2 separate regions of the Homo sapiens genome follow, and region 1 is linked to region 2. The links are chromatin loops, found by intact Hi-C in ENCODE. Cell type or tissue: breast epithelium. All regions are shown on one strand. Each heading gives the region's core, and the rest is flanking DNA. Links, peaks and the distances in the headings are about the cores only. Region 1 has its middle 1.2 Mb from the start of EYS. Region 2 overlaps LINC02549 (long intergenic non-protein coding RNA 2549).

Region 1 (16,846 bases), core at 2,821-10,820, 1.3 Mb after region 2:
CCCCATCTCCTGGAAATCTTAGATGCCATTGGAATGTATTGGCAATTGATACCACTACATTTGTTATGTCTAGAAACCCCTAATGTCTTTACTCGTCTCTTTTAACAGGTTAGATTGTATGATGCCTTGCTATGGTTTTAATGGAATTTCCCCTCTGAAATTAATGTAGAAACCTAGTACCAAGGGGATAGTATTGGAAGGTGGGACATTTGAGAGATGAATAGGTTATGATGGCTCCTCCCTCATGAATGGAAAGGGCCCTGATATGATTTGGATCTGTGTCCACACCCAAATCTCCCCTTGAATTGTAATTCCCATAATCCCCACGTGTCAAGGTTGGGACCAAGTGGAGGTAGCTGAATCATGGTGGTAGTTTCTCTCATGTTGTTCTCCTGATAATGAGTGAGTCTCATGAGATATGATGGATTTTTTTAAGCATCTGGTATTTCCCCTGCTTGCACTCATTCTCTCTCCTGCAGCCCTGTAAAGAGGTGACTTGCACTATGATTGTAAGTTTTCTGAAGCCTCCCCAGCCATGTGGAAATGTGAATCAACTAAACCTATTTTTTTTAATAAATTACCCTGTCTTGGGTATTTCTTCATAGCAGCATGAGAACAAATTAATACAGCCCTTTTAAAATGAGTTCTTGTTAGTGGGTTTGCTCTCTCTTCTGCTCTTCTCTAATATGAGGACACTCTTCTCCTTTTGACCTTTGACTTTTCATCATGTGAGGATGCAGCAAAAAGGAATTCAACCAGATGTTGCAAACTTGATCTTGAACTTTCCATTCCCTCCAGAACTGTGAGAAATGCATGTGTGTTCTTTATAAATTACCCAGTCTGTGGTGCTCTATCAGCACAAAGTGGACTAAAACACCCATCATTTAGCTTTTTTTTATATAGACCCTCAACATTCCTGCAATTCTCTTCCTTCATTATATTTACCTGATAAAACTCCAATGCTACGTTTAATCAAAATCTCATCTATATTCACCTGCAACAGTCCCTGAACAAGGCTGCCTGAAGGCTTTAACTTAAATTCACAACCCTTAAGTGGGCCACTCAATTCAGCAACCATTTACCATCTTGTATCTCCTTAAATCACTAAGACCCCTCTCCAATTGCCACGGTTAGCTGATAATGCTGCCCTTTTTCCCATCGAGAAATTAAAATAAACTAAAAGAACAATTCTTGTTTTTTCTACCTACATGAAGCTACCTACATCAGAAGTCATGTATTTTGCTTTCTGGATGAGCAGATCTTGGTGTAACCTAATGCTAACTTTTCTACTTCTGCATTAAATTATTTTCCATTTTATTTACATCATAAAATACACTGTGTCATTGATGCCTCTCTAAGACCTATTATCAATTGTCTTTAATTTTCTCATAAACTAAGAAAAATGCGATATAAATCTAATGTTGAAAAATGATTTTTGCCAATTTCACCTTCTGCCTAATTTTTCAGCACCATTTATCACAAAACTCCTTAAAGGGGTTGTCTATATTCTCAGTTTTCATTTCCTTTCCATTTTTTTTCTTCTCCAACTTTTATTTAGAATCAGGGGGTACATGTGTGGGTTGTTACAAAGATATAGTTTATGATGCTGAGGTTTTGGGGTATGTCTGAATCTGTCACCCAGGTAGTGAGCACAGTACCATAATACCCAATAGGTAGTTCTTCAGTTCATGCCCCTTCCCACTCCCTATCTTCCCTATCTAGTAGTCCCCAGTGTCTGTTGTTCCCACCTCTATGTCTATGTGTACTAAATGTTTAGCTCTCACTTATAAGTGACAATATGCAGCATTTGGTTTTTCTTTTCTGTGTTAGGGCATAAGATAAGCTTCCAGGGATAAGCTTCCAGCTTTATCCACGTTTCTGCAAAGGACACCATTTCATTATCTTTTATGCACATGTAGTATTCCATGTTGCACGTATACCACATTTTCTTTATCCAATACACCATTGATGGGCACCTGGGTTGATTCTATGTTTTTGCTATTGTGAATAGCCCTGTGATGAGCATTTCTTATGAACATACTTCAATCAAGCTTTCATTTTCAAGACTATACCAAAACTGTCCTTATCAGAGTTACAGGTGATACCCACTTTGCTCAGTCTTGTGGACAACTTTCAGAACTTGAAATAGTGGCATAATCAGCATTATTTCATATATTTAATCACTCTCTCTCTGACCAAATTAATATTTTCTATTTCATAAGACAGTTGTAATGCCCTTGTATGTTTCTAGGACTTCTCTGATTTCCAAGACAAGAGGATTCCTTGCAACTGCATGTTGCTGTAAAACAGTCTTTCAAATTATTTTATTATCCTTTGTTTAATGCATGAATGACTCACTATAATGTTACCTTCTTAAGGACAAAATCATGTCTGTTTTTTACAGTACCATAGTTCCAGTGCTTAGCCTGCTGCCAGCATATGACAGTTGTTCAATAAATGTATTGAATAAATGAATGCATAAATATTTTATAAGGTTTTTCTGTTTCCTTTCTCTGGTATTTCTAACACTCTGTCAATTCTATTCAGATTAATGAGGAATAAAGAGTTTAAAAATATTTCACATAGTTTGGCTCATCCTCCTGTGTAGTCACAAAATCAAATGAGACAAGAATAAAAAAAAACTATACCTAATTACTTACATAGTAGGGATAAAAGAGTAGTATTCAAATAATATTCTAAAATAGTATATAAATTTGAACAAGCTAGGAGTTGTAAATTGTTTGGGCAAACAACTTAAAATCCTTTAGTATTTCTGTTTATGAAATGAGTCTACTTTATTAGTTGACTAACACTTACAGAGTTGGTTATATTTTGCCAATAGGAAATTAACATGAAGACATCTTTATAATTTGTGGTCCCAGACTCCCTTGCTATTTCTTAAATGTCAAATTAAAACTCAGAGACCTTTCATGTTCGTGTGTCTGCAACTCTATTTACCTATATCTCCACCTGATTTGTGCCTTCCTTTTCTTAAGGTCTTTGCTCAAATTAAAATTGCATCCTGTCCCTAATTCTACCTTGCCAGCTTTATTTACCTCATAGTACTTATCATTGTGTAATATACCGTATAATTGAACTCATTTATTGTTTTTCTTTTCTGTCTCTATGCACCAATAGCATATAATCTTCATAGAGGTAAGAATTTCTGTCTTTGTTCACTGTGAGATACACAGTGATTTAACAATCATTTGGCACAAGAAGCACTCAATAAATATTTATTGAAATGAATGATCTTTACCTTTTAGTGTCTTTCCTCAGAAAATTAACAGCTCAGTTACCTACTGTGGTCACCTTTTCTCCTAAAATAAGCTTACGCTTATGCTGACTAAAATAAAATACATTGAATTAAATTCAATTAAAACTAGTTAAGGTTTATCTGCTTGGGAAAAGTGGCATCCTCATCTCAAGGTATCTGAATTTTTGAGGAGGTAACATATTTGCATGATTATCCCTATATTTCTAGGAGTTATTGTGTTTCCCAAGTCTGTTCTGTTTAAAAAGTTGAAATTCAACTCACTGTGTTTTGCCTTTTGATTCTTACCTGAACCCAGTCATCAAAACAGCATTGCCTTTGATCTTTATCTAGCAAAAACATAGTATTTGCAACAATTTTGTTTTGTCTAGTAGACTTTACTAAGCCTTTTATGAGCAGAATAAGTCACAGAATTGCTAATAGCATATTGAATATTTAACATTTTTGTTTTTAAAAGTACCTTTTACACATTTCACCACCACAGGTTCCAGATCCCTGACTTATCATCTCATCTGCTCCTGGCATCTCTTTTGCTACTTCTCTCCAGTCTTCTCAAACCCCCATTTATGCTTATATATTAAGCAAAGTACTTTAGTCATCTTTTTTACTTTTTTATTCTTATACAATTCGAAATCTAATGGTTATTTCTTAGTGAAGTGATTTATTGATATTTACTTTTAAACAAAGTCACTTCTTGCACCAGGAGAAAATTTGATTGGAGTGTATTCATGCTGGTATAATATTTTTATATTTATTTGCTGCATAGTCATGTAACACAAACTCAATGTAGGCTGTTTTGCTCTTTTCAATTGTGCTTTCACTTAAAATATATACACGCACATGCTTTGCTGAAACCACCATGAGGCAGCTGTTGTGGACAGATGGCCTGTGTTGACTAGAGTATAATAAACTATATTAAATGCAATTAACACATTTTCTTACATCTAACAGGAAGTAGTTGAGTGTCATCTATTTCAGCCCTAAGTACCTTTTGGGTGTACACATGCATTCAAAAATCCTCAGATGCCATGCGTTTTTTAAGTGAGCACTTCTGTCAGCATTTATAAAAATGTCTAAGCTTCTTGATTATAATTACTGCTAGTTATAAAATAAAAACAACACCAGAAAAAAAATCCATACTGACCATGTTGAATTAGGATACTGGTTTAAGAGTATTTTTGCTTTTATAGTTATTTTGATTTTTCTTAAATAGCCCTTAAGTAAAGCAGCAACCACATTTAACTCATCTCAATTAAAACAAAAAAAAGAGAAAATAATATTTTGGTTTTTTTAAATTTTATATTTTACATTGAAAGAAAAAGTGTATGTATTTACTGTGTACAAGGGCATGTTTTGAAGTATACTGTATATGCATTGTAGACTGACTAAATCTGGCTAACATAGACATTGCCTCACAGAGTTTTTATTTTGTGGTAAGAATACTTTGTGTACATTCTTAGGGTTTTTCAAGAATGCAATACATTATTAACTATAGTCACCATGTTGTTGAACAGATCTCTTCAACTTTTGTCTCTTCTCTAACTGAAATTTTGTAACTTATTCTTTCCAAAAAAAATCTGTATATATAAGGGCAAGTAAAATTTACCAAAAAAAAAAAGATAAATACATGTAAATCCTAGTGTGATAAAACTACTTTCTATATGTTTTGAAACAATTTATCAGTTATCTCATTAAATATTCTTTTAAAAGAATGTGCTTTTAGAACTTTATTATTTTTAATCATGGATGTCAGACAGTTATTTGATTATGTATTGCAGCTTATTTCAAATTTTAAAATCCAAATGAATACAATAATAGCTGGTAATATTAAGTACTTGCTGTATTATAAAATAACTCTAAGCATATTGCCAACATAACTATTATCAATTTTCCTATATTTTTGGTGGAGAAATCTGAAAGACAAAGAGAAAGTTTACAGTTGAAGTATTAGATTCGTACTTTGATACTTCCTAATCTGAATCTAAATCATCCACTGTTAACACCATGCTACACAGCTTGCCAAAATTAGCTCCAAATAACTCTCAGGAAGTGAAATGCAAGATTAAAGATAATCATTTAGGCGTTACTAAAGTATTTCTTAACTACATTAATTGTAACTTTGTTACTTGGTATACAAGTGGACATTTTTCTTAGTAACCCAAATGAAGATTAAAAGGATGCTTATAGTATTACCTAACATGAACAGCAAACAAAATCTATGAATATTGAACCTAAAAGGTCCAGTTTGAAGATCAATGTGCACTATCACTCTATGGAATCCATGTCTTACGTAGCATTTAGAGAGAAATAGTAGCAATTTAACAGATTTGTAGAAATATAATCTTTTGGAAGAGCTGCCATTGTTTTTTGCTTTTTAATATGTTTTCTATTAAATACGTAATGCATAGCTTTGTTATAAATGTAGAAATAACATCAACTTTAAACATCTACCTATAACATCATATGATGGAAGAGGACTAAAAAACTATGAATTACAACACATGAAAAGCAAGTTTTACAGTCTGAAATGCAACACAGTTTTAAAAGGGTGAAACTTTAATAGAAATGCCCAAAATATTTATATCTATCTGTCATTTTCACTGTTGCAGTTGCATTTATAAAATACCAATGGGAAGATATTTTGGATTATAAAAGTGTACTTCTTAATGTGAAGATATGGCACATGTGCTATGAAACCAATCAACAAACATCAAGTTTATCGAGCACTTAATACTACCATTGTTAGTGTTATTTTTTGGAATTTAAAGGGCCCATAAGGAAAGTCATTCTAATTTCACATCAGAAGGCTGAAACTCAGCTAATGAATTCTCTGCACTGTGATAACAATAGGGGATCTAGAAAAAAGTAATCTGCATGATTCTAACTTTGAAGGTTTTATAGACTCTGGAAAGGACTGATGCACATAAAAAATTAGCAAAAATGTGAGAAAGAATGTATGTAGAAAGAAAATGGTCAGTTACAAATAACAGTTTCTACAATTTGCAATGAAAAGTCCTTGGAAAAAGTCCTCTGTGGACAATGTTCATGCTGATGTTTGTGTCCTTCTCTTTTTATTGCCTGTGGTAGGAAATGTTTCTTTCTCCAGCTTATCTCTTAAAATCATACTGACTTAAGTCAACCATTTCAACTTCTGCAGTGTTATTCAAAACAGCACTTTAAATTATATAATCTTTAATTTCCTAATACTACTTATAATGCATTTTATATAATATGGTGATTTCTGGGTTTCTGTTTATGTTACTATATCCCTTCAATATCCCCCAATCCACTTCATAGATACTAAGCATACAAGGGTGTATAAGTATTGCTCTCATCTTTGCCCATTTCTCTCTCTGGGCTTAAAATGCAGGTCTATATATCTGTTAAAAATCCAACCTCTCTTAAAGGATTAACTCCACAGGGACTTCCCTATTTATTTCCTTAGAAGTAATAATGTCTCAGGATACTTAGGGTGTTGCTTCACTAGCCAGAAACCTCTGTGGCTGGTGACACCTCTGCTTGAGTTTTGCTCACACCCAATGGAATCATTTCACCCACTCAGTATGACAGGCTCTCACTACCAGCCTGGATCCCATGCCTGCCAGGGGTGAGCCAGGTGCAGAGTGGCAAAAGGTATGTGACCCAGCAAGCGTGGGGTTTGACCACTGCGCAGACCCAGGCACACCAGCTGTTGCAGTAGGGCAGACAGCTCTAGGCACCAGCTGCATGTGAGGCTGTGGCTGGACCAGAAACACCACAAGTGGATTCCACTACAGGTACCAGTGTCTGGACCAGGGGAACGTGGTTGCACCACAAAACTCTGAGACACCAGTAATTTCAGAGCCTTAAAGAGGGTGTTATAGAATGTCACATCCCTGGCTTGAGGAGCCCTGAGGTCTGGGCTCCCAGAAGGTCTACAGCTCTTCTCTCCTTCTCATTGCTCACATCACAGCTAGCAAAGGTGCATGTTTTGGTGGCAGGGGTGAGGGTGGGGAACATGTGTTCTGCCCATTTGTGTTATAGCTCTTTCAGTCCTGCTTCCCCACTCCGGTCCATTTCTCCTGTGGCCTGGCCCTGCCGCTGCTTTCTGTCACATGAGGTGGCTGGCCAGTGCCAGCAGAGGGTGGCAGGGCTATAGTGTTACAGCCCTTTCAGCTCCTGCTTTCAGCACAATCATCTGGCCAGTGAAGTGTTACAGTGTGTTTAGCTCCTGCCATTTGGCAGGTCCTGAGTTCTTGTCCCACATCCAGGAAGAATGAAGTGACATGTACAACTAAAGTGTGAGCAAAGTGAAGAAGACCTTTACTGGGTGACTGAACAACTCTCAGCAGGGAGGAGACTCAAAGTGGGTAGTGCCTATCAGCAGGGAGGTAGTATTGAGGAGTGTCTGAGTCTGGCTGAGTCTGGGAGTTTTATAGGCTCAGAATGGAGGAAATGCATGCTGATTGGTCCATGGTTGATCATGGGCAGTCCTGAAAAAAGCACCAGTTGATTAGCCAAAAGGCATCATGGAAGTTCTCACTCCAAGTCACAGACTTCACATGGAACTTGCAGCCCAGCCCCCAGGCTTCAGGCCGTCAATGGCTTGAAGGGGAGGTTTCACTGTGGACTTACTCCTTCCCACCTAGAAACCGGTCTGCCTCCCACCACCATCAACATACCAACCACAGCGCACAGACTATCCACACTGAATGGCACCTGCAGGCCCATGCTGAGCTGCCCTCAGCCTCCCAGCCTCCCTCCCATGCTCATCTGCGCAAAATATTTTAGTCTCAGCATCAGTTTCCAGCAAGGGTGGCAAGGCAGTGCAAGATTGTTGTTTTAGCATGACTGTGACTGCATGCACACCCAGCCAGGTCACAACAGCACTCAGGCTCAGCTATCAGGACACATCCACAACTTTGCTCCACTGAAGAGTGGGTGCCAGGAGTGCAGAGAGGCCAGAGAGTGGGTACAGACACTTTTTTTTTTTTGAGACAGAGTCTCACTCTGTCACCCAGGCTGGGGTGCAGCACCGCAATCTGTGCTCACTGCAAGCTCCACCTCCTGGGTCCAAGTGATTCTTCTGCCTCAGCCTCCCAAGTAACTGGAACTACAGGCATGCACCACTATGCCTGGCTAATTTTTGTATTTTTAGTAGAAAGGTGGTTTCACTATATTGGCCAGGCTGGTCTTGAACTCCTGACCTAATCCGCCCACCTTGGCCTCCCAAAGTGCTGGGATTACAGGCTTGAGCCATTGCACCCGACCTGGAGCAGGCACTTCTAAGCCTGCAGTGTCAGGGGGTTTACTGTACCCCCAAGAGCACAGGGATGCCCAGGTCCGGAGCTGCAGCTGGGCAGCTGTAGCTGGGCCAGGGAGTACAGACTCCCACCCCTCTAACACAGTAGGGTGTGGGGCTCTTGCTGGGATCACCTGTTCCTGCCCCCTGCCAACTCCAGATTACACAGCCCCAGCTGAGCCTCCCCTGATGCAGCTGGCATCCTCGCAGTGGCCACTTCAAATGGTCCACCATCACAGCCATCAATAACTATCAGTTTCCTTCATGGAAAACACTGAATATGTAACCCTCACATTACACTTATAAAATGCTATTTTCAAATGTATAGGTGTTTCAGCCACTGAGTAGCTGGGATTAAAGGTCTGCACCACCATTCTCAGGTAATTTTTGTAGTTTCACTAGAGACCCTGTTTCAACATGTTGGCCAAATTCCTGATCTCCAGTGATCCTCCCACCTCAGCCTTCAAAGTGCTGGGATTACAAGCATGAACCACTGCACATGGCCTAGAATCATTTAGAAAGGTTAAAAAAAAGAAGAAAGTTAATGAGAAAATTTAAATAAATTATAGTTTATCAGCAAAATTACATGTTATGTCTATTAAATATATTCCAAATGATTTCTTAAATTTAAAAATAAAATATATGATTTTATTTTTATTAAAATAGCACATTCTACTTATGTGTATATATAATGCTGTGTTTCGTGCATTAAAAATATTTGGGAAAATACAGATAGCCAACAGAGACTGCTAGACAGAAATGAAAATCTATCCAACACATGGCTATAGAGAATTTAAATGACTAAATTAAACACTAGTATAATTTTCAGCCTTAAAAGTAATTTGGCTCTTTTCATACCTAATTAAACATGGGAAAGAAAGTAGATGTGTGTGTAATATGTAATTGAAGTTCTAGAGTTCATTCATTACCTTTGGTATCTCAATAATACAGTTTATTTTAATATTTAAAAAAATCAATTCAAGAAAAGAATATTCAGATAAAATGGTTGTGTGTAATTTTAATTCACTTTTTATGCAATTAATGCATAAAATAGGATGCTTGAATTAAAATAAGAAATACAGGTAAAATTCTTAATTTTAAGATCTTATTTTTAAACATCACTAGAGAGGTATTTCCCAATTAGTTAATATTATAAGAACTTCCTGTTAAATATTCTCATATCACAATTATGAGAAACAGCATGATCACTTGGCCATATTTTGTATCAAGTAATTATACCTAATTAGGAATTTTTGTTTGCACTGATAATACACAACAATGTTGACGCCATATAGTACAATCAGGATAGCAGGACCAATGTTCAACTCCATCACAATTACAGGATAAGTGCTCAATAAGTAGTTACTAAGTGAATGAAGATGATTTTAGTTCTATTTTGTTACATCATACTCAGGCAAAATGTATCCTTTTAACTTATTATTGTATTTAAAGTAATATTCTGTGATATATGTGATGTTAAGTATTTATTTAAATGTTTTTTATTAGATCCTATACAAAGTTTTGTTTCTGCCTTCTAAGCACTCTGGAAAAATACCTAGAATCCAAAATCATTAGCATAAAAACATTCTCATTTGCACACATAAATTTCAGGTTTCAAACTGACAATTAGGATAATCAAAAACTATACAGGATTTTTATCCATGAGAAATAAAAGTAACAGATCCACATCAGCTTCATTTTGTTCTTTAGAGCTTTCATAATCCATTGACTCAGGCTTGCTAAAGATTTGACTAGTCTCATCACTGAAAGGGCAAACTGCAAGAGACTGAGAAAAAGTACGACTGGAAGAAGACAGACAATTAAATATAATAGTCCTTGAAAAGTAGTTATTGGAGAAATTAAAATCGAAAACTGATGAAGCAGGGGCTATCTCACAAACATACTTACTCCAACTTACCTTCTGTAAGGATATTCCTTGAATGTTGTAAGAAGAAACACTACTTTGAGAATTAGTTCCTCATTCCCACTCATTCCATAGCATCACTAAGACAGCATAATGATGCTACAGAATGAGCATCACTTTTAGGCTCCAATTGGAAGGAAAAAAACTAACCATGTTACTTGTCAAAAGGCCAGAAAGTGAAAATATGAGAAATAACTTCTGGTGTATTATTATCAAGACGAAAAAAACTATTAGAAATTATGATGTAATCAAATATATTAAGTTTTTTAAAGAGTCAGGTTTTAAAAGATATTTTCTGTGATACTTTTCTCATTTTTAGGCAGATCATTCAAATTTTCACATAATTTTTGCAAAAAAAAGCCTATCTTCAGGTTTACAGGCTATTTTGAATTTTTTGTTAATGCAGCATTCATTAATCTACAGATATCCAACAGGTTTTCAAATACCAGCTATAATTTGAGGGTTTTAACTCTTAAGCAGTTGATAAAAAAAAAAAACCTACCAAAGCACTTATTTATCTATCTATGTAAAAGGTTTAGTCTAATCAATGTTTCCTCCATCAGACAAGGTTGACCAATAAAGAGTAAAGTACTAAATAGTCATTTGATAGCATTTCTCTTGAATACTAACTTAATATATGCTCAAATATTCTAAATGTTTTGAAATTTGTTTACTTAAAATACACATTTACATAAAATGCATTTTTTATAATTACTTGATTTTCAGATTTCACAATTTACAAAGTAAAACTTCTAGATAGGGTAAAATACTTCCATTAGTTTGTTACCAGTGGCATGTATCCGAATTACCTGTGGCAAATCCACAGAGATCTGTAGCAACCTCAACTTTTGCCTCCTTGGAAGAAAGAATATGACTGCGGGGCATAAGGCAGAAGGAGAGATGGAGGCAAATTTGAGTAGGAGTGAAAATGTATTAGAAAGCTTTAGAACAGTAAGGAAAGGAAAGAAAAGGAAAGTACAACTTAGATGAGGGCCAAGTGGGTGACTTGAGAAACCAATTGGGCAGCTTGACCTCTTGACTTGGGGTTTTACATGTTGGCATACTTCCAAGATCTTCCATTACTTCTCCTCACTCCTGAAATCTTATTTGGAAGCTGCTGATTGGTTTCAGGTGTTTTCTATTAGGAGCCTGCCTTTCCCTGGCACTGGCTGTGACCCATTATTAAATAATTGGATAATATTTAGATAAACTGTTAACAATCACCTGACCATCACCTGATGGTCACCAACACTCCTAGTGTGTGTCTGTTTGGGGTGGGGGAAACCTCTCCTGCCCAGCTCATACCTAACTAGCTACCCAATGTAACATGTTCATTTATTTTAATCAGGTGGTGGCCCAACACTGAGTTTAAATATAATAATATTCCATTTCCAGAAAACCTAGACAAAACATTTCAGCTTTGAGGACAGATAACCATCAAAATAAAAACACTTTCAAGTCACATACTTCAAATTAGAAAAGAAAAGCAATCTTAAATACAGAAATATATTCCAGTCCCTAATAGAACAGATGCACACACAAATTACTATTAAACCTTTCCTTTGGTTAATTTACTTTTTGTAGCATTTTCTGGAATGTAAGGAATTGAAGTGAGAGATGCAAAATGTTAGTGTAGCTTCATTGGTCATCTTTGGTAAACATGGATAAGGATTTCAAGGTGAAAAAAAGGCTGCCAATTGTGGAAAAATGTATTCGCTTGTTCTAGTCACTTCTTTATGTTGAATATAATAGGGAGAATAAATAAATAAATGTGCTATTCAAAATATATTAAGGTTAGATATTACTTCAACACTTTTGGTAATTTAGTAATTCAGTCAAAAGTACTGTTGGAAATTTCCAAATTCTAAAAGAACTTTTTTTGCAAGACTAGCATTTTTCAAATCTTGTGTAATATTCAAGAAAACTAGTATTTCCTAATGAATATTTCTGACACTGATGATGATGTTAATACATATTTTGCAAGATATTTTCAACGATTTTGTTGTAATTAGTCTGTTGTCCATAGTATGACTCTTCAAAGTTCTTGCTGTATCTAAGTTTATGTTATATGATATAATTAAAGATGTTTTACTTTGCTAAAGCAATCAGCACCTCCAAAATTATCAGTTGGCATGAATGTTATTATGCAAGCAGAGAAAATCCACTTTATCTGTCAACTTAAAATTTTTATTTTAAGTTATGTAACATAATTTATTAAGCCTAGATGACTGAGTCATCCCAATAATTTTAAGAGATAGCTCTCCCTTATATTAAGGGGAAAAAGGAAAAGCTTTATCTAATACAAAGTTCTATAGATTGGTTATATAATGAACTTTTCTACTGTAATACAAGAGTGAAAAGGTTAATCTACCAAGCTAAGAAAGCCTCCTCACTAAATTAGCATTTGAATAAGATATTTATGTTTATTCATTATATCATCATATTGCCAGATAAAATAAGCATACTGGCTCCAAAACAGTATGTTTAATTGCTTATTAACAAAGATAAGAAATGCTTATAAAATGATTATAATGTAAGTTTTTAAAGCACATATAAACAAATTCCAACTATCTAGAGATGACCATTCTCAATGTTTTAGAGAGGACCTCCCCAAATCTTATCTTAGCCTGCCAGTCCATATCATATCAATATCAATTTTGAGTTTTAAGTTTTTAGTTTAGTTTAACCAATGCTTCCCATGGCATGACAAGATTCACCCACTATCAAACATACAACATCTGAATCTTGTAACACAAAAATTTTACAGAACCAGTTAAACAGGAAAGGGTGACTTTTTTCAAAACTATTGACAAAATAGTCTTCTGAATAGCCATGTACCTGGTTCAAATTCAAGCGGTTTTATTGGTAAGTAAAAAGGAACAAGTGGATATGAAGAGAAATCTAGCAGATTCTGCCACTGTTGACCTCTTTAGTTATTCAAATACCCATGTTTACATTTATTTCCTTTAGAATAATATACTCACCACTTCTCTGAGTGAGACAATCATCAAATCCAATTTGATTACAAAATTCATTTCAGAGTTGGAAATCTGAGTCTGGATATTGTGCATTCTCCCAACATGACTAATTTGAATGATGAAATAAGAAAAAATTATCACAAGAAAATCTTTTTTAGAAAGGGAAATGGTTTTAAAACACAGCTATTAGTCATCTATAGCCATAGGCCAACACTATCTTCAGGAATTGCGAAGATTCCATTTGTGTTAGGGAAAGACATCCTCTTGTTAGCACTTTTGAAAAACCTGCCTGAGATCTCCCTAAAGAATTCCCTTGTCTGTTGTCCTCCATGGCTTCCAGTCCAAGCCCTTGAGAAGTGATTTACTTTCTTTCCTCCTCAAATCTGAAGTAGCTTTAGAGAGTATGGTCTTCTGGGCTAACCAATTTACATTGCTCATTTACTACTGAAGGCTGGTCTGGAAATCTAGGAATTGTCTTAGAGTTTGATATTTGCAGGTCTAGTTTGTAGCCACCAGGCAAAATAAAATAAAATAAAATAAAACAAAACATAAAAATTCCCTATAAAACATTTTAGATGTTCATTCTACTTTCTTCTAGTTAGCTTATTATGCAAGTAGCATTTCCAAAGATCTCATCCAGATATGGAGTCTTAGTCTTTCATTGCAGGCCTCTGTAATAAAATTCACCTTCCTATATTTCAACTTAATGGCTACTACATTGAGGGTTGCATGAGAAGGCACTCCACATAATACTCTCTGCTGGGTTGCTCACAGCCTTTGATTAGGGCATCAGTTTAATCTCCTTCTAAGGCTGCCACTTCAGCACCATTGTTTGCAACTGCTTCACTTTGAGGTAGAGGAGTTGAATTTTCAATTCTGTCAGTCTACAAATTTTGAACTTTTAGCTTGATTGCAGGCTCTAGACAAAGGCTTTGTTTGCAAAGCTATATTCTTTTCCATATCTGCTTTCAATGGGCAAGTCTAGCCTGAGATGTTTTCTTTTTTTAGAATTATGCTTAAAGCTACTAAAACCAAAAAACTTTAAGAATTTTTCCTACCATTTCCCATAAAGCTTTAACAATTTCTAACATTGAAAGGCAGCACCAGTGAAAGCATAACCAGTGTTTTCCATGGCATAACAGTGATACGGCTTGGATGACCAGAGAAACACACAGGGTCCTTTGTCTCGCGCTGATAAGATTAAGGACAAGGACATACATGGAGTGGTCTTAGGAGCAGAAAGTTTAATAAGCAAGAAAGAAGAAAAAAGCTTCCCCGTACAGAGGGAAGGCGGGGTTCTGAAAACAGAGGAATCCTGTGTGTAGTGGAAAACAGTCAATCATATTGGGAGGCTGGAGGAGATGGTGTCTGATTTGCATAAGGCCCAGGGGATTGGTTTGACCAGGTGTGTCATTCACGTAGCCCATGAAATAAATTGGCCCTCCAACCCTAGCCTTTTAATATGCAAATGCAGGTCACCATGATGTCCTGCACACGTGGTGTTACCTGGAGGTGGCCATGACACCTGGCACATGTGGTGATAAGTATAAGAGGGTGGGAACCACCATGTTGACTGGACCTTTTTTCTACTCGCTGGCATTTACATATCAATGCTTGCCAGTCTGGCTTTCCAAGCTGCTTTCTGTTAGAAAAGAAATGTTTGGGGAACTGTTTTATTAAAAGAAAAAGCCTTACCAAAGACTTCTTACTCTTTCTATCTGCCTAAAATAATTTCTTAATAACTCCTGTAATATTCCTCCCGGAAAATATATCACCCTAACTGCTATTAGGAGGTTTCGGGCAACGGCTCGCATCGGCTCTTTCTGGCTACTTCCTGCTAAAAAGGGGCGTCAGGAGGTGAACAGCACCTAGGGTTCCTCCTGGGGTCAATCTAAGGGTTCTTGGAAGAATGGCACATCCATGCATGTTTCGATTTTCAGCACCATTTGGAGTTTGATTGCTTCTAGGCAAGAGGAAACAATTCGAGTTATGCTATTGAGTATACAAGGCCCAAATATTAATACAAGACACAAGCAAGAGGGGGCTTAATAAAGAGCTAACCAATTCCATAAGGAACACTGGAATTCATTAAAGAGGGATTGCAGGCACCGAAAGCTGAAGCCTGCATTTTCTCTTAACCTGTCAATGATTTTGATTTGATCTTTAAGTATCTGTAGGTTTTCCTCTACTAGACTAGAGGTGTTAATCCAGAAGAAGCATGTTGGATTTAAAAGTGCACAGGTAGGCCGGGTGCAGTGGCTCATGCCTGTAATCCCAGGACTTTGGGAGGCCGAGGCAGGCAGATCACGAGGTTAGGAGATCAAGACTATCCTGGCTAACATGGTGAAACCCCGTCTCTACCAAAAATACAAAAAATTAAAAAAAAAAAGTCCACAGGTACCTCCTACTTCAGCTATATGGACATCTAAGGTCCATCCATTTTGTGCTACTACTGAGGCTAAAGAATCAATAGATTGCTGTTGTGCCTCTATGGCACCTACAGTTGCCTTCCATCTTTGTTGCATCGTAGTGGAAATATTAAGTACTGATCTTTCAAGGAGAGGGATGCCCGCAAACCAAATAGACCTCTGGCTATAGAATTTTCCATGCATGGTTTTTCTAAGATGGGATTGTTATGTGCATGCTCTGCCCAGTCTGCCCTTTCAGTTAATCTTCATGTGAGGGCATAGAAATGAAAGATCTCTTTGTCCAGTGTATCTGAGATAGTGCAGTTTCTAGAAAAGAGCCTAAGTTAGGGATGTCTCCAGATGATGCTGACATCTCAGTAGAATTTAAAAATAATGTCAGGAACTACTGCTACTCTAGTACATGTTCCCTTCCAGTGCCTTGGAAAGACTAAGTGTAGCCAGGAGCCACAAAGAAAATACACCTCTGTTCCTTGAAGGAACAGTTCTAAGTTTGGCTTGTGAGAAAAACTGGCAGATTTTTCTCGTATCTTAGAAGTTTCCCTTTTTTATGTATAATAGGGGCATCCTTGAGATAAAGGTACCTGTATTTAGGATAATCATTTATGGTGCCATTTGGAATTTGACATGCCAAGTGAGAAGGGTCCACCTGACAAATGGAGTTTCAATTATTTAATTGACAACAAATCTTGAAAGGAGAGGTAGAAATGACAAAAAGTATTTTGTGAGGTAGTAGGTCTCACTCAGATACTTATCTTTATTATTTTCAGCTCAAGATCTTCTATTTCTTCACATTAATATTGAGTATATTCCTCTGGGCTATAAGGGGTTGCTCCCTCAGCTCTCCAGGCTTTGACTCAAGTGGGATGTATACAGGAGTCAATTCCTGTAACTTTTATTTCCAAAGGGGTTAAAAGAAGAACAGTGTAAGACCCTTTCAAGCTTGAGCTTAGGGAGCAAGAG
Region 2 (16,846 bases), core at 5,958-13,957:
AATAAACGGCTACTACGCCCTAAAGAAGATGAAAAATTGTTTACAAAATTAGAAACTCAAAAATGTTTTGGGGGGCACAAAATATTGCATTAACTTTGCTCAAAGTTATCATTAACATGGTTACTCAACCAACAAGTCCAAAGACATTAGAGCATCTTTTGAGTCCTTGTGTGGGGCCTGGACTTGCTTCATCTGTCATACGAGTGGATGCAATAAGATTGAAGACGATTCCAAAATAAAACAAAAACAAAAAACAAAAAACAAACACAGATGAAGGATTGGCAGGTAATTGCAAAGTTGCAATACTAAAATGAAAGCAAACAACAAAGAAGCCACTAGCAATAATTAAACTCAGAGTGGTGGTGGGGCAAAGAGTACAGCCCTTGTTAGATGGAAAATATTTTTGCATCATACATATTTATGGTCTCTAGCAAATTTCACTGATCTGTTGAGAATTAATATCCCTGTTTCCTCTCTTTTATTGTTCTTATGTATAACTATCTCTCCTTTAAAATAAACACTACAATCTTCCATTCCTCTAGCCCCTGAAAAGTAGCAGCAATGTGCCCTGCAACAGAATCTGCACACTACAGAGATACTACAAAAGCTACCATGAAGAAGCTACATAGATGATCACTGGGTTGTACCTCTCAAGTACTTTCTCAGAAGCCACATCCATGTTATTGCTGAGAGTACATGCTTTGCTATAAACCCTAACTGGGTTGAATCCTGGCTGTGCCACTTAGTAGCTAAGAGATTTTGACCAAATCACTGGCAGAGACCTTTGTCCCCTTGTCTATGAAATAAAATAAAAATAGCTACCGCTCTGAGATTTTTCAATAAAACCTGTTAAATTTTACAAGGTTAACTGGCTAGTATTTAAGTTTTGCATTATCATGTGCTATCCTGGCCATCTTGAGAGCTGTGCTGATAACTGGCACATGAATATGTCTACATATTTCAAGTTAAATCTGCTGTCATATCAGAATATAATTTTATAAAACTAAGCTTATTATCTTTTCTTTTGAACTTTTCCTGTTCATTGTTTTTGCCAATATTTTACTTAAAAGGATCAACTTGCTTTCGTACGTAAGAGATTTCTGGAAAATACATTAGAAAGTCAAGCATGTTTTTACAAAAAATCCTGAAACAACTAGGGGGCAGTGCTGCCAAACGATAGCTCAAAATCATCATTAGTCAGCTGAGGTGTGAAAAACCATTTAGATCCAAAAAGCAGATGAGGGATTGTGATGGAATGTATTAATTAAATTGAACATCATATGAAAGCCAAATTCATGGTAGATGCAGACCACCATATTTTTCTATGTATGGGAACTTATAAGCCCTGAGTCACCTTTGACTATTCCTTATTCCCATATTCATGAGGCTCAGCCTCATCTTTGTTGGGGTCTTATTTTGTTGGTAATGTATTTTTCATCAGCCCTTTCCTTCTTCTCATAATTCCAGTCTTAAGTCAACTTCTTATCACTGAGACTAATCAATACCTCTTACTTGATACCACTACATTTAAAAGATATTGGCTTTCCAAAATTCAGCTTTCCTCCCCAAGAGGCGTTATAAAATGCACTATAACATGCATGAGGTTCTGGCCCTTGCTGTCAGAAATATCTGCATTTGCAACTTGGTTTCACTATGTACTGTGAGAGTTTGGGTAAATTGATTAAACTGGCTTAATCTCAGATTCTCAACCTTAATTAAATAATTATTTAGAAAATGCTCTCCCTTCATTGCACATTCCCCTTCCAATTCCTGCCTTGTTTCTCAGCTTTTTAAATAGACTCCTTGTAAATAGTATTTGTACTGCTATCTCCATTTCTTCACCTCCTGTCTCTCTCTATAGCATACCAACTAGGCTTTTGGGACTACCTGTCTGTGAAAACAGCCTTTGTCCTCCTAATTTTCTGCCTTTTGTTTTAGGCATTGTCAGCCCTTCTCCTCTCCTCCCCTCACCTAATCCTTTATCTTCTCCTCTCTCCCTTTCTGCTCCTTTTCTTTCCTTTTCTAGGTAATGTCATTGTCTCTTAACTTTAAATAATAACTATACACTGACACTCTCAAAATCTGAATTCCACTCTAATAAAACAACTTGTTTACTCATAATTTTGAACTGTGTCTGTCATTTCAAATTTTACATAACCCATGGGAATTTCCATTTCTGTCCTCTGAAACTTCAAGTCTTTCTTATTTCAGTTTATGCTACCACCATCCACTTGCCGCTGCAAAAATAAAGAATAACAACAACAATAAAACAAACAAACAAACAAACAAAAAGAGTCATTCTTAATTCTTCTCTTTATGCTTGCCCTATATCTGATCTCTCTGGTTGAATTCAGTCCGGTGGGCTTTTACCTCCAAAACACATATCCATATCTTTCCCATATATGTCCACTGCTTATGCTGCCAATGTAGCTCAAAGAAGACTGTAACTGTTTTTTCTGCATCTACTCTTGTACCCTTTACAGGCTATTTTCTACACAGCATGCACAGTCTATTAATAGCGGTTATTATATCAGGTCAGTTTTTTTCTTAAAACCCTCTAATGACTTCCCGTTGTAATTTGAATATGATATAAATGCAATGCCACTGCCTAGAAGGCCCTGCTTGCTTTATATACTATTTTTAGCTCCAAATTCCTCTCAATACACTTTCTTAGACGCCATCGAGAAACAGTAGCCTTCTTTCAGTCTCTATAATCACACCATCCTATATGGTAGCTATGAGTCACAAATGACTATGATTACTTAAAATACAATCACCATATCTAAATATTCTAATTTGAATTCACTTTGTAAGTCTAAAATATGTAGCATATTTTTAAACCTTAGTATAAAAAATTAAAGTAAAATATTTTCATTAATATTTAATTTGATTATATGTAGAAATGCTGTTTAGGGTATATTACATAAAATAAGACAAAATTTAGTATTATTGTAATTGAACCACTTTAATTTTACTCTTTAAATGTCTCCTAACAAATTTAAGATTACATATGTGTCTTGTATTGTATTTCTAGTGTACCACATATTTCTAGAACCAGCTAAACTTACTTCTCTCTCAGAAACTTTGTAATTTTTCTTTCTGGTTATCTTTTCTTTTTAATATTCTCCCCCAAAAAGTTCAATTTATTGTTTGTTCACCTCTCAGATCTCAAGTCAAATTACATTTCTTCAAAATGTTCTTGATTGATCATCCTACATAAAATTTTCCTGCTCTTGGCTTCCCAGTTCTACTATATTTACTCTTTATAACATTTCCTCTTTCATTTCATTCTTAGCTCTTCTAATTCTTCAGAATTATTAGTTTGGTCATGTATAAGTTCAGCGAATGGAAGGATATCTTCTACGTTGTCAATTTCTGTGTCCTAGGATTCTATCATAGTTAATGGCACGTTGTAGATACTCAATTTATAATAATTCATTGAGATACTGAATCACTTGCTGGCCAACTGTCTACAATACTGTCATTTTAACTTCCATTTTCACATACCCCATGCCTAGCAGTTTTTTTTTTTTCTGAGATTATAAAAAACAATTTCAGTTGGGGAAAAAATAAACTAGGATACTCAAGTTTGTCATTAATGGGGTATAGAAAATGCCACCCCAAAATGTGGAATCTTGCCATACTGAGTATTTTAAAGCTGAAATAAATTGAGAAAACTGCAGAAGCGGGAAGGTCTCTCTAACTTTGTCCCTCCCCTCTCTCCTAAAGAACCTCATGTGACAGATGTCCTGTCTTACTACAGGAGAGAAGAAATGTCACACGGAGAGTCCAAGAAGAATCTGAACAAACAGGCCTTGTTAAGTTTACCCCAGTTTATTATCCTTAGATCATACTCTTTTGTGCTCCAATCACACTTTTGTATGACTTTCTGTAAAAATGCACAGTTTTCCCTGGTTCTTTCCATGTTCAATTCTGAAGGCTTTGTTTCATATAAAACTTACGTTAAATAAATTTGGTTATCCTATTTTTTTGTTGTTAATTTGTCTTTTGTTGTAAAAGCCTCAGCCATGAACCTTGTGATGGGTGAAAAATATTTTCTCTCCTACCTCATGTTGGTGAATACATGCCTAGCTTCAGTTCTCATTGCGATACGAAAACACAGGCAGGAGCTTCCTCAGTTTTTGAATTTCTCACAGTTTGCATAATCTGTACATATTAATTATTCAATAAATTCATGTTGATTTTTTTCATAAACCACGAGGAGCAGATGCATCAGATCTTTAATTGAATCTGATCTTGTTAGAACACATATAGATTCAGCTGTAGTCAGTTGCTTTTCAAAGATTCCCATGGAAACCTACAAAAAGGAAGGTAATAAGAGAAACAAAGATATTAACTCATTTAAGTTTCACCAAGTGATATCCATTTGAATCCTTTATAAAAAATTCTTATTTTTTATAAAGAATAGAGATGTGTTTTCTTTAATATTGATCAGTTATGCTTTCAATTACAAAAAATCAGAGATGCATTTGTTGTGAATCCCCCTAATAAGCAAAGTAGAAACATACAGAAATGCAGTGTAAAGACTGACAAACAAACAGATTCCTTTGCATGAGTTCCCTTTTTTACACTTTTCTCGGAGAGCATTATATTCCCTTCTTATTTAGAGCTGGTTATTTGAGAGGGACAAGTTGGTATATCTTAGGTTGCTTTCCATAATGAAGGAAACTTGTCCATACCTGATGTAGAAGATACAGAGATGTGTCTTCCACATCCCCGTTTAAGAAAAGAAATGCTAGCTGCAAGGAGCGTGGTTATCAAACAGCCTCCAGCTATCAGCTTCTTTATCGTCAGCCTCAGATTTCAAGCCGAGGTACCAGTCTTCTTAGAGTGGCTGCCAGCCAGTGATTGAACAAGGCAGTGGTCCAAGGGCTTAGCCATGTGCACCTGAAATAGAACTCCTCTAACAGGCAACATTTACTCTAGAGCTCCTTGTGGGGGATACAGCCTCTGTCACATCTAACCATCCCTTCTTCTTCCCCTTCTTTTGCTGATGTAACTTCTTAATAAAAAGAGTTGTACAACCAACTCTGTCTCAATGTTTTCTTCCTATAGTACCCAAACTGCAAAGCCTTCTATTGTCCATAGTGGACACTTCTGGTACCTACTCTGTAGCAGCCATTCTATTTTGTATACTGATAAGGTCTAGGAAAGGAACAACAACAACAAAAATAGTTAATACATTTCTTCCTTCCCTTACTTCCCACCCTGCTTTCCATTCTTCCCTACCTCCTTCCCTTCTTCTTCCCTTCTTTACTTTCTCCTTCTTTTCTTCAATAAATATTTACTTTGCACTTAGGCCCAGGATGTGTAATAATAAATAGAGATAATACATAATTCCTGCCCTAATAGGTGCCTACTCACTAGTAAAAATGAATTTTTAATAAATTGGGTAAGAGAAATTTTAAACAATTGGAAATAGGTAGATGATAGATAGATAGATGATAGATAGATAGACATAGTGTCCTTCAAAGTCACACAATTTCAGATTTCAGGTTTTTATGAATGCGCCAAAGAGAATGAACCCCATGAGTACCCTAGATCTATATAGATTCACTTCTGTTATTTATTGTAAAAGATAATATTTGTTTTTCTGCTATTGGAGTTTATAATGATTAAATTTTAAAAATATCAGTAAGACTGGAAAAATAAAAAAATTTAAGAACTATGAAGTTCACTTAAGTTCAGATATTTTAACAAGTTCTGAGAAATTGGTTGTTCCTTATCTGGATTTACATAAGCCTGGTAGCTTGGATTTGATGTTTCCAAATGCATGTCTTCAGATGGATTATATATTTTATATATATATATATATTATATATATATATAGAATCACTATACATACACATGCATACACACATACATGCATACACTTGAGTCTTGATTATTTTATGTCAGAGGCATCTAGAAATCTGGCAAAAAATGTTTTGTGTAATGTTCACGGAGCTGGGAATTTTAATAAAGGCCATATAATCAAGACAAGTACTATTACTTAAACAGAGCATGTTGCCATATTAGGCCTTGTTCCTCTGTCTGGTTAACAAAAATCTTTAATATGAAAGCATAAACATCTAAACTGATGAAATATTTTCCATTATAGATTTGCATGCATTCAGCAAAAGAACAATGCTTGAGTGTACTACTATTACATAAAAATCCAGAAAACATATTTCTAGAAATGCATTTTCTTATTCAACTATGAACTTTAAGCATAATAGAGCTTTGCAGAAAGAAAACAGCTGCAGCCAAATGTTCTCTCTAAGAGAAGGAACTTGGAGACCAAAAAATGGTTGAATGTTTTAAGTGGTTGTTGATCTTCGTAAGAGTTAAAGTAGGTGAAGGAAACACATACAGAAACACAAATAAACACAAACACAGTGCTCACAAATACACAAGGGATCAGGCTGTCTCTTTGAAAGAAATGTCAAGTATAGGTAAAGGAGATATGTACTGAGAAGGTAAATTGGGCTTATTGCTAGCAGCAATAAGAGAGCAACTATATAAGCAAGCCCTCTTTCCAGGAGCAGCTGAAAGATTTCTTTGAGCATGATTGGACATGGCACCTGGCAAAGCAAACAACATTGCAATTAGGTATGTTTTCCACAAAATAAAAACAGTTCCCCAAGGTTCTGTGTGTGTGTATGTGTGCACACACATGTGTGTTTCTATACCCTGAATTCAGACTTATTCACAGTAATATCCACTTTGTGGCACCTCCTTTTTTCATCGATAATTGAGGACTAAAGGATACAGACACTGCTGAGACAAGTGAGCTGAGGAACTTCAGAAGACCTGAACAAATGAAGAAAAATAATCATTACCTTGCTTGTTTTTTATGAAATGATTTCATTTGGGTGTGAGTTTTTTTCTTTCAAAGACATAGGACTCAAATTGTAGTCAATTAATGATTTAAAGATTCAAAACGACATTTTTGTATTCATGGCCAACTGTATAAAGTCTGGGATGTCGAACTATATATTGAACAAACATTTTCTTTTTGCTGTGAGAAATAAACTTCCTTGCAATTTTACTTCTGTCCTCAATATCCTCTTGATGAATAAAGGGTTGAAGATATCATACAGGTCAATATCATCAACAAAAACACCTTCTATGAAAAAAAGAACAGGCTAAGTATTGTCAACACAAAGATGTATAGTATAGAATTGATATTGTTTGGCTGTGTTCCCACCCAAATCTCATCTTGAACTGTAGCTCCCATAATTCCCATATGTTGTGGGAAGAGCCCAGTGAGAGATAATTGAATCATGGGGTCCTTTCCCCCATACTGTTCTTGTCATAGTGAATAAGTCTCACGATAACTTACGGTTTTATGAGAGGAAACCCTTTTCTCTTGGTTCTCATTCTCTCTTGCCTGCTGCCATATAAGACATGCCTTTCGCCTTCCACCATGATTGTGAGGCCTCCCTAGCCACATGGAACTGTGAGTTGATTAAACCTCTTTTTCTTTATAAATTATCCAATCTCAGGTAAGTCTTTATCAGTAATGTGAAAACAGACTAATCAAACAATATAAAATATGAGACTTAAAATCCATTTAATTATAAAATGTATTTAACTATACATTATTTTATTAACTATACATTTTAAAATACATGTTTACAATTGTTATAGATATGAAATTTGTAAACATTTTGCCATATCTATTGAGCTGAAGTTGGGATAAGTAACCTCCACACTAGCCTCAGAAAATCTCTTTCCTCTATGAAAATCTCTTTCATATTAAGGCAGTATTTAGTGCTTGTTTGTCCCAGGCATTCTGGGAATGGTTGGGAGATATAACAGGAAAATATATTAGCATGGAAGTATGCACTTGTATTTTTGCATATTTTAAAGCCATAAGTTAAAACAATAAGCCCAACAGAAAGATTAGCATAAAGGTTGGACAGGAATCTTTGGGTAGCAACAAAAGTTTTCCCAGTGAATTTGAAAACTTGTCTCCAGCCAATTAGAGACTCCATATACACTGACTTAGGAAGAACAAAAATAAATCATATTTTAATAAGGCCGCTATTTCTGAAGGCACTCTGTTCACTCTCAAAAAAATGCAACGAACTTTCTTGAAGAAGTCTAGTACCAATGAACAATTCCGAGGCTGTATATATTTTTATGGATAAACAATATCTGGAGTCAGATTGACTGAATTTATATTTGATTTCAGACTTTTTAGCTATGTGACCTAAAGCAATTTATTCAAGCTCTTTGACCTTCAGTTGGTACTTTATTTGTACAAATGGGGACAATAATGGAGTTATTTTGAGCATTAAATGAGTTAAAACATGCAAAGTATAGTCCTTGGAACTGTTGTAAATGTTCAATGTATGTTAATGATAAAAAGGGATTCCTAGAGGACTCAAGGGTGGCTGGCAAGATAGCCAAATAGGAACAGCTCTGGTCTGCAGCTCCCAGCGAGATCAATGCAGAAGGTGGGTGATTTATGCATTTCCAACTGAGGTACCCGGTTTTATCTCACTGGAACTGGTTAGAAAGTGGGTGCAGCCCATGGAGGGTTAGCCAAAGCAGGGTGGGGCATTGCCTCACCTGGAAAGCACAAGGGGTTGGGGAACTCCCTCTTCTAGCCATGGAAAGCTGTGAGGGACTGTGCTGTGAGGAACAGTGCATCCCAGCCCAGATATTACACTTTTCCCATGGTCTTCACAACTCACAGACCAGAAGATTCCCTCAGGTGCCTACACCACCAGGGCTCTGGGTATCAAACACAAAACTGGGTGGCCTTTTGGGCCGACACTGAGCTAGCTGCAGGAGTTTTTTTTTATTTTTATTTTTTTTTCATACCCCCAGTGGCACCTGGAATGCCAGCAAGACAGAACCATTCCCTACCCTGGAAAGGGGGCTGAATCCAGGGAGCCAAATGGTCTAGCTCAGCAGATCCTATCACTATGGAGCCCAGCAAGCTAAGATCCACTGACTTGAAATTCTGGCTGCCAGCACAGCAGTCTGAAGTTGACCTGGGGTGCTTGAGCTTGGTGGGGGAGGGGTATCTGCCATTCCTGAGGCTTGAGTAGACATTTTTCACCCTCACAGTATAAACAAAACCACCAGAAAGTTTTAACTGGGCAGAGCCCACCGCAGTTTTGCAAAGCTGCTGTAGCCAGACTGCCTCTCTAGATTCCTCCTCTCTGGGCAGGGCAGCTCTGAAAGAAAGGCAGCAGCCCCAGTCAGGGGCATACAGATAAAACTCCCAGCTGGGTACAATGGCTCACATCTGTAATCCCAGGAATTTGAGAGGCCGAGGCAGGTGGATCACCTGAGGTCAGGAGTTCGAGACTAGACTGGCTAACATGGTGAAACCTCATCTCTACTAAAAATACAAAAATTAGCTTGGCGTGGTGGCAGTTGCCTGTAATCCCAGCTACTCAGGAGGCTGAGGCAGGGGAATCTCTTGAACCCAGTAGGCAGAGGTTCAGTGAGCTGAGATCATGCCATTGCACTCCAGCCTGGGCAACAAGAGTGAAACTCTGTCTCAAAACCAACAAAACAACAACAACAACAACAACAACAACAAACTCCCATTTTCCTGGGACAGAGCACCTGGGGAAAAGGGTGGCTGTGGGCACAGCTTCAGCCAACTTAGACGTTCCTGCCTGCTGGCTCTGAAAAGAACAGTGGATCTCCCAGCACAGCGCTTGAGCTCTGCTAAGAAACAGACTGCCTCCTCAAGTGGGTTCCTGGCCCCCATGCCTCCTGACTAGGAGACACCTCCCAGGAGTGGTCAACAGACACCTCATACAGGAGAGCTCTGGCTGGCATCTGTCAGGTGTCCCTCTGGGACGAAGCTTTCAGAGGAAAAAACAGGCAGTAATCTTTGCTGTTCTGCAGCCTCCATTGGTGATACCCTTGCAAACAGGGTCTGGAGTGGACCTCCAGCAAACTCCAGCAGACCGGCAGCAGAGGGGCCTGACTGTTAGAAAGAAAACTAACAAACAAAAAGGAATAGCATCAACATCAACAAAAAGGATGTCCACACAAAAACCTCATCCTAAGATCACCAACGTCAATAACCAAAGGTAGATAAATCCACAAAAATGAAGAAAAACCAGTGCAAAAAGGGTTAAAAGTATAAAAATCAGAATACCTCTTCTCCAAAGGATCACAACTCCTCACCTGCAAGGAAACAAAACTGGATGGAGAATGAGTTTGACAAACTGACAAAAGTAGGCTTCAGAGGTGGGTAATAACAAACTCCTCCAAGCTAAAGTAGCATGTTCTAACCCAATGCAAGGAAGGTAAGAACCTTGAAAAAAGGTTAGAGGATTTGCTAACAAGAATAACCAGTTTAGAGAAGAATATAAATGACCTGATGCAGCTGAAAAACACAGCACGAGAACTTTGTGAAGAATATACAAGCATCAATAGCCATACCCATCAAGCGGAATAAAGGATACCAGAGATTGAAGATCAGCTTAATTAAATAAAGCATGAAGACAAGATTAAACAAAAAAGAATGAAAAGGAATGAGCAAAGCCTCCAAGAAATATGGGACTATGTGAAAAGACAAAACCTACATTTGATTGGTGTACCTTAAAGTGACGGGGAGAATGGAACCCAGTTGGAAAACACTCTGCAGGATATTGTCCAGGCGAACTTCCCCAACCTAGCAAGACAGGCCAAAATTCAAATTCAGGAAATACAAAGAACACCACAAAGATACTCCTCGAGAAGAGCAACCCCAAGACACATAATTATCAGATTCACCAACGTTGAAATGAAGAAAAAAATATTAAGGGCAGCCAGTGAGAAAGGTCACATTACCCAAAATGGGAAGCCCGTTAGACTAACAGTGGATCTCTATGCAGAAAATCTACAAGCCAGAAGTGAGTGTGGGTCAATATTCAAATTTATTTATTCTTAAATAAAAGAATTTTCAACCCAGAATTTTATATTCAGCCAAACTAAGCTTCAAAAGCAAAGTAGAGATAAATTTTTTACAGACAAGCAAGTGCTGAGAGATTTTGTTATCATCAGTCCTGCCTTACAAGAGCTCCTGAAGGAAGCACTAAACATGGAAAGGCAAAACTGGCACCAACGACTGCAAAAACATGCCAAAATGTAAAGACCATCAACACTATGAAGAAACTGCATCAACTAATTGCAAAATAACCAGCTAGCATCATAATGACAGGATCAAATTCACACATAACAATATTAACCTTAAATGTAAACAGGCTAAATGCCCCAATTACAAGCAAATTGGATAAAGACTCAAGACCCATCAATGTGCTGTATTAAGGAGATCCATCTCACGTGCACAGACACACATAGGCTTTTTCTTAGGAATATTTACCAAGCAAATGGAATGCAAAAAAAGAAAAAGAAAAGCAGGAATTGCAATCCTAGTCTCTGATAAAACAGACTTTAAACCAACAAAGATTTAAAAAGACAAAGAAGGGCATTACATAATGGTAAAGGGATCAATGCAACAAGAAGAGCTATCTATCCTAAATATATATGCACCCAATATTGGAGCACTCAGATTCATAAAACAAGTTCTTAAAGAACTATAAAGAGACTTAGACTCCCACACAATAATAGTGGGAGACTTTAACACCCCACTCTCAATATTAGACAGATGAGTGAGGCAGAAAATTAGGAAGGATATTCAGGACTTGAACTCATCTCTGGACCAAGCAGACCTAATAGACATCTACAGAACTCTCCACCCGAAATCAACAGAATATATATTCTTCTCAGCACCACAATGCACTTATTCTAAAATAGACCACATAATTGAAAGTAAAACACTCCTCAGCAAATGCAAAAGAACGGAAATGATAACAAACGTCTCTCAGACCACAGTGCAATTAAATTAGAACTCAAGATTTAAAAACTCACTCAAAGCTGCACAACTCCATGGAAACTGAACAACCTGCTACTGAATGACTACAGGGTAAATAATAAAATTAAGGCAGAAATAAATAAATTCTTTAAAACCAATGAGAACAAATACAGAAGGTACCAGAATCTCTGAGACACAGCTAAAGCAGTGTTTAGAGGGAAATAGCACTAAATGCCCATAGGAGAAAGCTGAAAAAAAATCTAAAATCGACACCCTAACATCACAATTAAAAGAACTAGAGAAGCAAGAAAAGAAATTCAAAAGCTAGAAGAAGACAAGAAATAACTAAGATCAGAGAAGAACTGAAGAAGATAGAGACACAAAAAGCACTTTAAAAAATCAATGAACCCAGAAGTTGGTTTTTTGAAAAGATTAACAAAATAGATAGACCACTAGCCAGACTACTGAAGAAGAAAAGAGAGAAGAATCAAATAGACACAATAAAAAATGATAAAGAGGATATCACCACAGTTCCCACAGAAATACAAACTACCATCAGAGAATACTTGATGAAATGTATCTCAAAATAGTAAAAGCTATTTATGACAAACACACAGCCAATATCATACTCAATGGGCAAAAACTGGAAGCATTCCCTTTGAAAACCGGCAAAAGAAAAAGATGCCCTCTCTCACCAATCCTATTCAACATAGTATTGGAAGTTCTGGCCAGGGCAATCAGGCAAGAGAAAGAAATAAAGGGTATTCAAATAGGAAGAGAGGAAGTCAAATTGTCTCTGTTTTCAGATGACATGATTGTATATTTTGAAAACCACATCGTCTCAGCCCAAAACCTCGTTAAGCTGATAAGCAACTTCAGCAAAGTCTCAGGATACAAAATCAAAGTGCAAAAATTGCAAGCATTCCTATACACCAATAATAGACAGAAAGCCAAATCATGAGTGAACTGCCATTCACAATTGCTACAAAGAGAATAAAATACCTAGGAATACAACTTACAAGGGATGTGAAGAACCTCTTCAAGGAGAATTACAAATCACTGCTCAAGGAAATAAGACAGGACACAAACAAATGAAAAATGTTCCATGCTCATGGATAGGAAGAATCAATATTGTGAAAATGGCTATACTGTGCAAAGTAATTTATGGATTCACTGCTATCCCCATCAAGCTACCATTGACTTTCTTCACAGAATTAGAAAGAAACTACTTTAAATTTCATATGAAACCAAATATTCAAGACAATCCTAAGCAAAAAGAACAAAGTTGGAGACATCATGCTATCTGACTCAAACTATACTACAAGGGTACAGTAACCAAAACAGCATGGTACTGGTACCAAAACAGATATATAGACCTATATATAAAACAGAACACAGGCCTCAGAAATAACACCACACATCTACAACCATCTGATCTTTGACAAACCTTACAAAACAAGCAATGAGAAAAGGATTCCCTATTTAATAAATGGTGTTGGGAAAACTGGCTAGCCATATGCAGAAAACTGAAACAGGACCCCTTCCATACACCTTATACAAAAATTAACTCAAAGTGGATTAAAGACTTACATGTAAGACCTAAAACCATAAAAACCCTAGAAGAAAACGTAGACAATACCATTCAGGACAAAGGCATGGGCAAATACTTCATGACTAAAACATGAAAGCAATGGCAACAAGAGCCAAAATTGACAAATGGGACCTAATTAAACTAAAGAGCTTCTGCACAGCAAAAGAAACTATCGTCAGAGTGTACAGGAAACCTACAGAATGGGAAAAATGTTTGCAATCTATCCATCTGACAAAATCTATCCATCCAAAATCTACAAGGACCTTAAACAAATTAACCAGACAAAAACTAACAATCACATCAAAAAGTAGGTGAACGATATGAATAGACACTTCTCAAAAGAGGACATATATGTGGCCAACAAAAATATGAAAAAAAGCTCATCATCACTGGTCATTAGTGAAATGCAAATCAAAACCTCAATGAAATACCATCTCACGACAGAACGGCTTTCATTAAAAAGTCAGGAAATCCCAGCACTTTGGGAGGCCGAGGCGGGCGGATCACGACGTCAGGAGATCGAGACCATCCCGGCTAAAGCGGTGAAACCCCGTCTCTACTAAAAATACAAAAAAATTAGCCGGGCGTAGTGGCGGGCGCCTGTAGTCCCAGCTACTTGGGAGGCTGAGGCAGGAGAATGGCGTGAACCCGGGAGGCGGAGCTTGCAGTGAGCCGAGATCCCGCCACTGCACCCCAGCCTGGGCGACAGAGCGAGACTCCGTCTCAAAAAAAAAAAAAAAGTCAGGAAACATCAGATGCTGGACAAGTTGTGGAGAAATAGGAATGCTTTTACACTGTTGGTGGAAGTGTAAATTAGTTCAGCCATTGTGGAAGACAGTGTGGCGATTCCTCAAGGATCTAGAAACAGAAATACCATTTGTCCCAGCAATCCCATTACTGGATATATACCCAAAAGATTATAAATCATTATACTATAAAGACACATTCACACTTATGTTTATTGCAGCACTATTCACAATAGCAAAACTTGGAACCAACCCAAATGCCCATAAATAATACACTGGATAAAGAAAATGTGGCACATATACACCATGGAATACTATGCCACCATTAAAAAGAATGAGTTCATGTCCTTTGCATGGACATGGATGAAGCTGGAAACCATCATTCTCAGCAAACTAACACAGGAACAGAAAACCAAACACGGCATGTTTTCACTCATAAATGGGAGCTGAACAATGAGAACACATGAACACACTGAGGGAAACATCACACGCCAGGGCTTTTCTGGGATTCGGGGGCTAGAGGAGGGATATCTTTAGGAGCAATACCTAATGTAGATGATGGGTTGATGGGTGCAGCAAACCACCATGGCACGTGTATACCTATGTAACAAACATGCATGTTCTTCACATGTATCCCAGAACTTAAAGTATAATAAAAAAAGGAAAAAGAAAGAAATAGAAGACTCAGACATAAAATGTTATGCATTTCTTTTACATTACTAATAAATACACAATCCTCGAAGATGATAACGACTGTATTTGTATTTAAATGAACTGCAGTGGAAGAAAAAAAGCATTTCATATTCATAGTTTTCTAGGTATCCTTATCTAATCTAACAAATCTCCACTTGCTAATCATTTCTAATTTCCATCACTCAGCTATAGGTCAGAGCAGGTAATATTGGATGAGAAAATAGAAGGGATTCTTTAAGAACATTCTCATTTCTTCTGACTCCCACCTGCAGAGCGTATCTTACATGTTTGTGAAGAGATTGTTGCTCTAATTTTAAAAGGGAAAGTTGGCTTGAATAAGAATGTCTTGAGGAAGTGGACACATGGAAAAAAATTTGTTTCAAAATTATATATTACTATTTGGCTATTCGATTTAAAGCTACAAAGAAATAGATGTCAGGTGAAGCTCAGTGAGGATGCTGGGTCAATGAATCTAAATATCTAACTGGGCATGGCAAAGATCAAGAAAGCAGGAGAATGTCAGTGTCACAGGATGCATATGGTATTTACAGAGAATTTAGAAACTCTTAAAGAGGGTTGAGGCATGACAGATTGCTGTCAGAGCATTGAAAAGTAGAGAGAGCCTTAAAAAAAGATAGACTCTTAGAAAGAGCAGTAATATGAATAATAACTTTTATAGGTCATGCTCAATAGTTTTTGAACTACACACCAAAATAGCCTTCTTTCTTTCAGATATGAATTTCTTTGTTAGAAGTGGTTAGCCCTATTAGAAAACTTTAGGCTAGAAGAAGAAAGAGCTATGTTAATTGCTCTTGAGTAGGGGAGGGCAAGAAAATGTATTGAATCATTAATTAAAAATAAGTTTAACCTCAGCTGAATTATCATATTAAGTGACATTTTTTGTAAGCCAAATCCTCTATATTTTTGGAAGAAAGCAAGAAGTAGCCCCTCCGTGGTTCAGTGGGAAGATCTTCTCATCAAACTATCATGCTTTTCCAGCTAGAAAATTATGAGGTTATAGAACACAGCAAGATTCTTGATATACAGTAATATTTGGAAAAAATGAAGTTGCCTGCCCATTTATTGTGTTTAAAAGAACTCCTGGGCAGTGGCACAAAAAAGCCAGGTGGGTGAGGCTGAATTACTTACTAATCTGTAAGTTTTTTAGGAACTATTACTCCAGGGGCAGAGAATCACCTTTTTAACTCTTTTACCTAAATATATGTAACCCCCTTTCCAAGTTTAACATGGCCTCTCTAAATCTATCCCCATTATTAACTGATATGCTCATCCCTTGAGTCATTCTTTGACATTTACAGCACACAGCATAGTGGAAAGAATATAGGATTTGGATCTCTAAAGGTCTCAGAGGGAACACTGACTCACGTGCTCTGAGAAATTGAGCAATTAACCTCTTGAGGCCTAGTTTCTTCATCTCTAAAATATGAATTGTACTTATCTCATGTAGTTATTGAGAAGATCAAATAAGATTATGTTTAAAGTACCCAGTGCATAATAGTTACTCAAAAATTGAGAGCTGCTAGTTGTAGCATAGGCTTATTCTTTAGCGTTTATACTCTAGGCATAGATTGCAGTACCTGGGGAGAACAAATAGGGACAGGCATGTTTCTGTGGGGTGAGGGAAGGAGCAATGAGAATATACACATTAGTGAATGACTTAGCAAGGCAGAACTCAGATGACAGGACTCCTGAGGGAATCTGGAATTTTGGACTCAGAGTAAAGAAACCCACTCCATTCATTCAATCAACAAATACTTATTAAGCATGTAACTTGGAGTAGGTAAGTGAGGTACTTTGATATAATAGTAACATCGGTGTACTGATGGTCTTAATGAAATGGGAGGATTTGGGAAATCAGAATTCTAGAGCAAATAAACCTGAATTTGGAGGTAGTGAATCACAGCATGACTTTCTGAAATTAAAACTGTGGAAAAACTATATTTATTAGGAACTAGAGGA

What was found. A loop is a pair of places that touch in the nucleus more often than their neighbours do. Peaks named below come from ENCODE experiments on the same cell type or tissue, not always from the same donor. Only the 100,000 strongest peaks of a DNase experiment are listed, where the experiment ranks them.
Region 1: it touches region 2 in a loop (22-fold over the local background); 2 of 110 quality-filtered maps call a loop at or near these places.

Annotation. Positions count from the first base shown.
Region 1 is chr6:66,927,506-66,944,351 of GRCh38, reverse strand. No RefSeq gene overlaps it. Among named protein-coding and RNA genes, the nearest start is that of EYS, 1.2 Mb to the right of the region's middle. In breast epithelium, for the core only: no CTCF peak of the experiment used is centred there; no DNase peak of the experiment used is centred there.
Region 2 is chr6:68,210,989-68,227,834 of GRCh38, reverse strand. It overlaps LINC02549 (long intergenic non-protein coding RNA 2549), which reads left to right. Exons shown (of 4, transcript NR_125854.1): 4 at 543-865. Among named protein-coding and RNA genes, the nearest start is that of LINC02549, 110 kb to the left of the region's middle. In breast epithelium, for the core only: no CTCF peak of the experiment used is centred there; no DNase peak of the experiment used is centred there.